2 separate regions of the Homo sapiens genome follow, and region 2 is linked to region 1. Evidence: read pairs that join two places in POLR2A ChIA-PET (ENCODE). Cell type or tissue: GM12878. All regions are shown on one strand. Region 1 overlaps TRPM7 (transient receptor potential cation channel subfamily M member 7). Region 2 overlaps SPPL2A (signal peptide peptidase like 2A).

Evidence for each region. Peaks named below come from ENCODE experiments on the same cell type or tissue, not always from the same donor. Only the 100,000 strongest peaks of a DNase experiment are listed, where the experiment ranks them.
Region 2: POLR2A ChIA-PET joins it to region 1 with 5 read pairs; 4 of 35 experiments call an interaction of 5 or more read pairs at or near these places.

Annotation. Positions count from the first base shown.
Region 1 is chr15:50,652,722-50,657,721 of GRCh38, reverse strand. The region is part of intron 3 of TRPM7 (transient receptor potential cation channel subfamily M member 7); the gene reads left to right. All of the region lies in intron 3 of LOC128092252, which reads left to right. Among named protein-coding and RNA genes, the nearest start is that of TRPM7, 32 kb to the left of the region's middle. In GM12878, no CTCF peak of the experiment used is centred here; a DNase peak (open chromatin) is centred at 3,100.
Region 2 is chr15:50,740,681-50,745,680 of GRCh38, reverse strand. The region is part of intron 5 of SPPL2A (signal peptide peptidase like 2A); the gene reads left to right. Among named protein-coding and RNA genes, the nearest start is that of SPPL2A, 23 kb to the left of the region's middle. In GM12878, no CTCF peak of the experiment used is centred here; no DNase peak of the experiment used is centred here.

The sequences.
Region 1 (5,000 bases):
GAAATATGAGTTAGAACACAGTGGCATGAAACTCACATGCTATTATATTTGATGGGTACTTTACCTAGACTTGGAAGGTGAAGGGTCAGTCAAGGCTGTTTGAAACTCAGGTGAAGCTACCTAAGAAGAGTTGTAAAGTTGTGTCTGTTGAGCAGAAGTTGAAGGACAGGAATTTTAGGCAGCGAGAGCAGTGTATGGGAAGGCCTGATAGTGAAAGACATCATGGTTCTGTCAGGAAACTGCAGAATGTAAGATGGAGATTTGAGAGATTTGGGCCTGGAAAAATGAGAGTTTCAGTTACTCTACAAGGCTTTTTGTTGCACATGCTTTTGATTTCATGTTAAAAGGATATTGTACAGGCAATTAATAACATGCTATATTAGTATTATTATTATTTTGAGACGGAGTCTTGCTCTGTTACCCAGGCTGGAGTGCAGTGGCACAATCTCGGCTCACTGCAACCTCTGTCTCATGGGTTCAAGCAATTCTCCTGCCTCAGCCTCCCGAGTAGCTGGGATTACAGGCATGCGCCACCATGCCCGGCTAATTTTTGTATTCTTAGTAGAAATGGGGTTTCACCATGTTGGCCAGGCTGGTCTTGAATTCCTGACCTCAGGTGATCCACCCGCCTCGGCCTCCCAAAGTGCTAGGATTACAGGTGTGAGCCACCAGGCCCGGCTGATTTTATTTTTTGTAAGAGCAGTTTGCATTTTTAGATTGGATTGGAAGAAAATAGACCAGTTGCTAAAGTTTTAGAGTGACTCTGGCAAAAAGATGAGAACCTGAAGTAAGATGTTTTTGACAATGAAGAGAAGTAGGCATATTTGAAGGGCTTAATGAGATAAATGCAATAGGATTTGGTGAATGTGAAGAAAAGGGAAGATTTGAGCATGGTAACTACATTTCCTTCTTAGGCAACTGAGTAAATTGTAATATGCTTTAGGGTCTGATGAGGAAGTATAAGAGGAAGAAGAGAAGGTCTCTGGGTGGTAGGCTAGGAATAAAAGTACATAGAATGGGTTTATTTTAGATATATTGAAGAGTTTTTCAAGGAAGTCTGTAAAAACAAAAACAAAAAACCTGACAGGCTGGATGTGATGGTTCGCGCCTGTAATCCCAGCACTTGGGGAGGTTGAGGCAGGAGGATGGTTTGAGCCTAGGAGTTTGAGACCAGCCCGGGTAGCATAGTGAGACCCTGTGTCTACCAAAAAAAAAAAAAAAAGAAAACCACACACAAAAATCTTGGCATGGTATCATGTACCTGTAGTCCCAGCTACTTAAGAGGCTGAAGCAGGAACATCATTGGAGCCGGGAGGATCGTTTGGGCCTGGGAAGTTGAGGCTGCAATAAGCCCTGATCACACCACTGCACTCCTGCCTGGGCAACAGAGCAAGACCCTGTCTCCAGAAAAAAAAACAAACAAAAAGACCTGACAGTCTTTCATATTTGCCCCTGTACTTAACCATCTCCAGTCCTTTTCATTTCTTCTTATAGATGGTGAGGTTCCATCTGGTGTCTCTTGTTTGACGATGCCAAAGAGTTTCTTTTATTTAGCATTTCATATAGTGCAGCTACACTGAACTGAACATGAATTTTCTCAGTTTGGTCTATCTGAAAATATATTTCTTTTATTTTCATGTTTGAAGAATGTTTTCACTGGATATAGAATTCTGGGTTGTGTTATTTTATTGCAGCAGGGGTTTTTTTTTTTTGTTTTTTTCTTTTTTTGAGATGGAGTCTTGCCCTGTTGCCCAGGCTAGATGGCATACAGTGGTGCGATCTCAGCTCACAGCAACCTTTGCCTCCCAGGTTCAAGTGATTCTCCTGCCTCAGCCTCCCCAGAAGCTGGGATTACAGGCACACACCACCATGCCTGGCTAATTTTCGTACTTTTAGTATAGATGGGGTTTCACCATGGTGGCTGGGCTGGTCTCCTGACCTTGTGATCTGCCTGCCTTGGCCTCCCAAAGTGCTGGAATTCCAGGCGTGAGCTGTTGCGCCCAGCCCATTGCAGCACTTTAAAGGTGTCATTATTTTATCTTGTAGCTTTTGTTTCTAATGAGAAGGCAGCTGTAATACAGTAGTTGTCTTCCTGTGTGGAATGGGTCTTTTTCTTCTCTAGCTACTTTAAATATTTTTTTTTTCTATTCCTTTGGTTTTCAGCAGCATGTCTATAATATGCCTGAGAGTGATTCTCTTTGTACTTATTCTGCTTGCGTAAATATTTGCACGTTCAAATTTTTTACCTGATTGAGAAGGTTTTTTGTTTTTTTGTTTTTTTTTTCCTTTGAGATGGAGTCTTGGTCTGTTGTCCAGGCTGGAGTGCAGTGGTGCGATCTTGGCTTACTGCAACCTCTGCCTCCCAGGTTCAAGCAATTCTCCTGCCTCAGCCATCTGAGTAGCTGGGATTACAGACGCATGCCACCATGCCTGGCTCATTTTGTATTATTAGTAGAGATGGGATTTTACCTTGATGGTCAGGGTGGTCTTGAACTCCTGACCTCGTGATTCGCCCGCCTTGGCCACCCAAAGTGCTGGGATTACAGGCGTGAGCCACTGCATTTGGCCAGGAAGTTTTTTTTTTTTAATTAACTTTTTTTTCTTTATCTGATGTATTGAATAATTTCTATTGATGTCTTCAGGTTCACTCTTATTTCTACATTCTCCATTTTGCTGTTTTGTCCATCCAGTGAATTTTCTTTTCTTTTTTTTTTTTTTTTTGAGACGGAGTGTCACTCTGTCGCCCACGCTGGAGTGCAGTGGCGCAGTCTCAGCTCACTGCAAGCTCTGCATCCTGGGTTCATGCCATTCTCCTGCCTCAGCCTCCCGAGTAGCTGGGACTACAGGTGCCTGCTGCCACACCCGGGTAGTTTTTTGTGGTTTTTTTTAGTAGAGATGGGGTTTCACCTTATTAGCCAGGATGGTCTTGATCTCCTGACCTTGTGATCTGCCCGCCTGTAATCCCAAAGTGCTGGGATTACAGGCGTGAGCCACTGCGCCCAGCCCATCCAGTGAATTTTCATTTCATACATTACATTTTTCAGTGCTAGGATTGCTATTTGATTCTTTGTTATAGTTTCCATTTTACTGCTGAGATGCACCATGTGCACTCTCATTATGACTGTCTATTCCTGTATGCCCTTCAGCATATTTATAATACCTGCATTAGAGTCTTTGTCTACTGATTCCAACATTTGCATCATTTAGGGTCTGTTTCTGGTGACTGCTTTTTTTCCTTCATCTTTTTTATATGTCTAGTATTTTTTTATTTTTTTGAGATGGTGTCTTGTTCTGTTGCCCAGGCTGGAGTGCAGTGCTGCAATCTCAGCTCACTGCACCCTCTGCCTCCCGGGTTCAAGCAATTCTCCTGCCTTAGCCTCCCGAGTAGCTGGGATTACAGGCGCACACCACCACGCCCAGCTAATTTTTTATATTTTTAGTAGAGATGGGGTTTCACTATGTTGGCCAGACTGGTCTGGAACTCCTGACCTCAGGTGATCCGCCCGCCTTGGCCTCCCAAAGTGCTGGGATGGTGTGAGTCACTGCACCCGGCCAATAATTTTTTATCATATATTGTTGTTCTGGAGTAAATAATTTTCCTGTAAGGAGTGTTCAGTTTCTTTCTGACAGGTGATTAAATTAATTTTTGATAGATTCTTTTGTCCATTCAGGTTTGATTTTCTTCTTTGTTAGGGCAGTTCTACTTCTATTTTGAACTTAGTCCTAGGATGTGGACCTTCCTCTTAAGGTATAGCTTTTTTGTGTTCTCAATTGAGTGTTCAGGGGGTTCAGTGATGTCTTTTCACGCTGAACTAAAACTGCTATGTCTTCCAGACCTTTAGGACCCCGTTCACAGACCCACACACAGCAAGTGATTACTGCTAGGCATCACAGAATCTCTCACAGATACACCTTAGACCATGGCCAAAGACCCATGGTGAATCCCCATGTGAGATTTTTTTCCTTCTTGTCTTTATAGCTCCCTTTTCTCTGGTAACTCTGCTACAAATTCCAACTGTTTCAACAGCCTAGAATTCTGTTCTCTACTTCCTTGCTTGGCCCAGTGTCTACTGTTTTCTGCCTAGGTGTCATCTCTATGATTGAGAAATTGCCCCCAAGCTGGTGCAGTCATGGGGGTTTACCTCATGTGTTTCCCTCATTTCAAGGATCACAGCTTCGTGTTTCTTCTTGTTTAATGCCTGAAACAGTTATCTCATATATTTTGTTCACATTTATGTCAGGAATCTCCGAGACCACACCTAGATTCCATGATTAGCTAGAATGAATCACAAGACTTAGCATGTAGTGGTACTCTTGATAAGATTTAATAAGTATTATGTTATCTGTTGAGGAAGTTTCCTCCTTTCCTAGTTTGCTGACAGTGCTTATAATGAACAGACATTCAGTTTTGTCCAATGCTTGTTTTCCTTTTTGTGGAGAACGGGGTCTCACTATATTGCCAAGGCAAGTTTTGAAGTCCTCGGCTCAAGCTATGCTCCCACTTATGCCTCCTTAAGAGCTGGGATTGCAGGTGTGAGCCACCACGTCCGTTTCTTTTTTCTTTTTGGGGGGAGTGGGGAAACAGGGTCTCACTCTGTGGCCCAGACTGGAGTGCAGTGTCACAGTCACTGCAGACTTGACCTCCCGGGCTCAGGTGATCTTTTCCCTTTAGCTTCCCAAGTAACTGTGACCACAGGTGCATGCCACCATGCCTGGCTAATTTTTGTAGAGAAGGAGTTTTGCCATGTTGTCAGGCTGGTCTTGACTCCTGAGCTCAAGTGATCCTTCCACTTTGGCCTCTCAAAGTGCTGGGATTACAGGCACGAGCCAGTGTGCCCGGCCTAGTCTTTTCTTGTAATGCTAATGCTTTGCCTTTTTTTCTTTTTTTGAGATGGAGTTCCTTTTGTTACCCAAGCTGATCTAGAACTCCTGTCCTCAAGCAGTCTTCCCACCTCAGCCTCCTAAGTAGCTGGAATTACGGGCTGGTTTTATTTTGTTTT
Region 2 (5,000 bases), 88 kb before region 1:
GGCTACTCAGGAGGTGGAGGTGAGAGGATTGCTTGAACCCAGGAGTTTCAGGTTATAGGGAGCTGTGATTGTGCCACTGCACTCCAACCTGGGCAACAGAGTGAGACCCTACTAAAAAAAAAAAAAAAAAAAGGCCAGCTGCAGTGACTCATTTTTGGGAGGTCAGGTGGGCAGTTCACTTGAGCCCAGGAGTTCAAGATCAGCCTGGGCAACATAGTGAAACCCCGTCTCAGCCGGATGTGGTGGCTCACGCCTGTAATCCCAGCTCTTTGGAGGCTGAGGCAGGCGGATCATCTCATGTTAGGAGTTCGAGATCAGCCTGGCCCACATGGCGAAACCCCATCTCTAGTAAAAGTACGAAAATCAAACAGGTGTGGTGGCGTGCGCCTGTAGTCCCAGCTACTCAGGAGCCTGAAGCAGGAGAATCACTTGAACCCAGGAGGTGGAGGTTGCAGTGAGCCGAGATCATCCCATTGCACTCCAAGCTGGGTGACAGAGCGAAACTCCATCTCAAAACAGAACAAAACCCATCTCTACAAAAACATAAAAAATAAAAATTATATTTTCTAAGTATTTTTATTGAAAGAAATGAAAAAGCCACAAACTGCATTGTTTGCCATAAATTCATACACCAGAAAGTAAAATGCAATCCAGCTGAATCTGTATATGCTTCCCTTTTCTCCAACAACAGTTTTAAATGTTTTCTATATACTTTATAAGTTTTATTAAAATCAGTTCTAATTAATTTATGCAGATTAGGGGAAATGATTTATGATAAATTATCCTTAAAATTACCTTCTACAAACTTCTAACCCTACTGCCCCCATAGCCACCACATCTGCTGCTAAAGTGAACAATGATGCAATGTACTGTTTGTGGGGGCGCAAAGCATCTGTAGTCTTGATTTCCTGAATAGCCAAAGATTTCAACTTTCTGCCAGTTTAAACAAAAAGACTCAAATGGCCAAAATTATACAGTGAGAAGAAAAATCTATAGCATGAAGATTAACTAAAACTTTAAAGCATGTCTGTATTTTAATTTAAATATAGAAATTTCAAATGTACATAAAATTCAGATTTTCCTATTTAGTAGTAACCTTAACTCGGTCTCCTTACAGTTTTGTACTTTTGGCTCTAAATTAAAAAGAGTCAGTGTATATTCATAACTCTCAATGAAAAAAATGTGCCCAGAGCATATTATTTCATGTATGAAGGGCAAAATATATTTGCCTTGTGAATTGATCTATAGCTTCCATTTAAAAGATCTTATTTGTAACTAAATGAAGCTAAGGTTATTTGTAATTTCTTAAATACTAAAATTTGATTGACTTACATCAAGAGGGAAATGTTAAGAGTTTAACAAGTGTAGGTTCCTGGAGCATTGAGCTTTAAACATTTTTTGTATTTGGAAAGCATGTTTCAACATATATCAGTCACATCTTTCATATGAGTAAGCATGTTTTTCTCCTTCATTATTAATCTTTAATCTTTTTTTTTTTTTTTGAGATGGAGTCTCACTCTGTCACCCAGGCTGCAGTGCAGTGGTGCAATCTTGACTCACTGCAACCTCCACCTCCCAGGTTCAAGCAATTCTCCTGCCTCAGCCTCCCAAGTAGCTGGGATTGTAGGTGTGAACTACCACACCCAGCTAATTTTTTGTATTTTTTTTAGTAGAGATGGGGTTTCGCCATGTTGGCCAGGTTGGTCTCGAACTCCTGACCTCAGGTGATCTGCCTGCCTCAGCCTCCCAAAATGCTGGGATTACAGGTGTGAGCCACTGCGCCTGGCAATTATTAATCTTTATAAAGCATAGTATGTAAGATCTCCATATCTCTAAAATCATTTTGTATATTACTTAGGGAAACTTTAGAAATAATTTTCCAAAAGCTGCTGATTTATTGAAAATGTTTTCCTATTTATTATAGATTCTTACTGTACTTCCATTACCATGTAAATTTTTTCTTCTCTAGAATAGTGCTTCTCAAACTGTAAAGTGCATATACTTATCTAGAGATCTTATTAAAATACAAATTCAGGCCAGGCGTGGTGGCTCACACTTGTAATCCCAGCACTTTGGAAGGCCAAGGCAGATAGATCACTTGTGCCCAGGAGTTTGAGACCAGCCTGGGCAGCATAGTGAGACCCATCTCTACAAAAAGAATTTACAAATTAGTTGGGTGTGGTGACATGAACCTATAGTCCTAGCTACTCAGGAGGCTGATGTAGGAGGACCATTTGAGCCCAGGAATTTCAGGCTGCAGTGAGCCGTTATCATGCCACTGCACTCAAGCCTGGGCAGCAGAGCAAAATCCTATCTCAAAAAGATAACAAAAAGAATAATAAACTACAAATTCAGATTTAGTAGATTTGGGATAGGGGCCCAGATTTTGCATTGTGTGTTTTATTTTTTTGAGATGCAGTCTCACTCTGTTGCCCAGGCTGGAGTGCAGTGGTGAGACCCCGGCTCACTGCAACCTCTGCCTCCCAGGTTCAAGCAATTCTCCTGCTTCACCTTCCCCAGTAGCTGGGATTACAGGTGCACACCACCAAGCCTGACTAATTTTTGTATTTTAGTAGAGACAGGGTTTCACCGTGTTGCCCAGGCTAGTTTCGAACTCCTGAGCTCAGGCAATCCGCCCGCCTCAGCCTCCCAAAGTGCTGGGATTACAGGTGTGTGCCACCGTGCCTGGCCCAATTCTGCATTTTTAACAACTCCCAAGTAATTTAGCTGGCCTATGGACCACACTTTGAGTTTAGCAAGGCAAGCTTTTTTATATACACGCTAGGACAAGCTCCTCCTTGAGAAAATTGAAAATTGGAGGGGAGTACATATCAGCTTTTTTATTTGTAAAACATGATGATGGAGCAGAAACAAGTAATTTGTTGCCTTCAAAAACCAGATTGGGAGAGGAAATGTCCCATACCTGCAGGATCATGGATTTTAAAATTGAGGGGGCTGATTCTAAGAGCAAAATAAAGATAGAGAGAAGTAAGTGTATGTGGGAGGAGAAAGGGGTGGTGACCGTATGGAGAAAGAGAATATGAATCAGTGATGTAAAGGAAAAAGTTCCATAAAAATAATTATTAAAAACATAAGGCCCATCATTTAGCAAGTAATGACAGTTGGATGGAAAGAGAGTAAGGCTTAGGGAAGGGAAAATGTGCCAGAACAGGACCTCACAACCCAAAATTACTCTACCAAATGAGAGATGTACCTTAAGCAAAAGGGAAAGATGCCTGGGTTCTGTAGAAAGACTTTTCAGCACAGTGTTAAAATCTTTTTTTTTTTTGGAGTCGAGGTTTTGCTCTTGTTGCCCAGGTTGGAGTGCAATGGCGCGATCTTGGCTCACTGCAACCTCCGCCTCCTGGGTTCAAGCAATTCTCCTGCCTCAGCCTCCCATGCACCACCATGCCCAGCTAATTTTTGTATTATTAATAGAGATGTGGTTTCACCACGTTAGCCAGGCTGGTCTTGAGCTTCTGACCTCAGGTGATCCGCCTGCCTCAGCCTCCCAAAGTGCTGGGATTACAGGCGTGAGCTACCATGCCCAGCCTAAAATCTTTTTATAATAAGGTCACTGGTCCTCAGCCTTTATAACCTCTAGATGGCATGCAATAAAGCTTAGGTTTCTATTGCGTATGGCTCTCAAGCTGATATGAAAGTACAATTTTTTTTTTCAAAAAAGATGAATTGTAATTTTTTTTTCTTTTTTTTTGAGTTGGAGTCTCACTGTCACCCAGGCTGGAGTGCGGTGGCATGCGGTCTTCGCTCACTGCAACCTCTGCCTCCCAGGTTCAAGCGATTCTGCTGCCTCAGCCTCTCAAGTAGCTGGGATTACAGGCACGTGCCACCATGCCTGGCTAATTTTTGTATTTTTAGTAGAGATGGACTTTCATCATGTTGGCCAGGCTGGTATCAACTCCTGACCTCAAGTGATCCGCCCACCTCAGCCTCCTAAAGTTCTGGGATCACAAGTGTGAGCCACCACACCCAGCAGAATTGTAATATTTTAATGTGATATAAATCTAGTACACTGTATGCTTTCCTTCAAGAAATTGCCTGTGCTTTTTAGTTTAATGACTATGAATAGATATTGAATTATTATGGCTCATATGTATACTATGACAAAAATTGCTTTAAATGTATTTCTGTAGTGACAGATATCATAATTAGCACCTTTTTACACTCAGGTACCACATTTGTAGAAATTTATTTAATACCCTGTCATTCAGCTCTGGAGTTTCAGGGGGAGGTGCTAGCATGTCTCCATCAACTCTCTCCCTCCTCTTTTCCCAGGCAATCTACTCTTTTTTTTTTTTTTATTTTTAAAATTAATTTTTAAAAATATATTAAAATAAATAAACTTTTTTAACCTAAATTTTATATTGAGCCCAGACCTAACAAGCAGGGCCAGGATTTGCCCAGGAGGGAGCAGAGTTTAGAACAGAGTTGTTGAAAAGTATTCAGAAGTAGTATTAATAATGTGTCATAGGTTGCATATAACTAGGAGGAGACAGTAGTAAGGTCGACAAGAGAGATTGCCCAACAAACAACAGTTGCAGTTCTTTTCCTCCTCGACTTCTGTCTCTATTATTAGCTCTGTGGCCTAGCAAGGGTTGATACAATATTTCGTTATCTTAAATAAAGGTAGGACAAAGTTATGCCTTGAATTTCTTTTGAGTCCTTTATAATACATTGATGAGCATAGACTAGGCATATAGTAAATGCTAAGTTGATTGAGAGGAGAATTTAGCGTTTACATTTAAGAGAAGCGGCTGGGTGCGGTGGCTCACACCTGTAATCCCAGCATTTTGGGAGGCTGAGGTGGGTGGTTTGCCTGAGCTCAGTTCGAGACCAGCCAGGGCAACATGGTGAAACCCCGTCTCTACTAAAATACAAAAAATTAGCCGGGCCTAACCGCATGTGCCTGTAGTCCCAGCTACTTGGGAGGCTGAGGCAGGAGAATTGCTTGAACCTGGGAGGCAGAGGTTTCAGTGAGC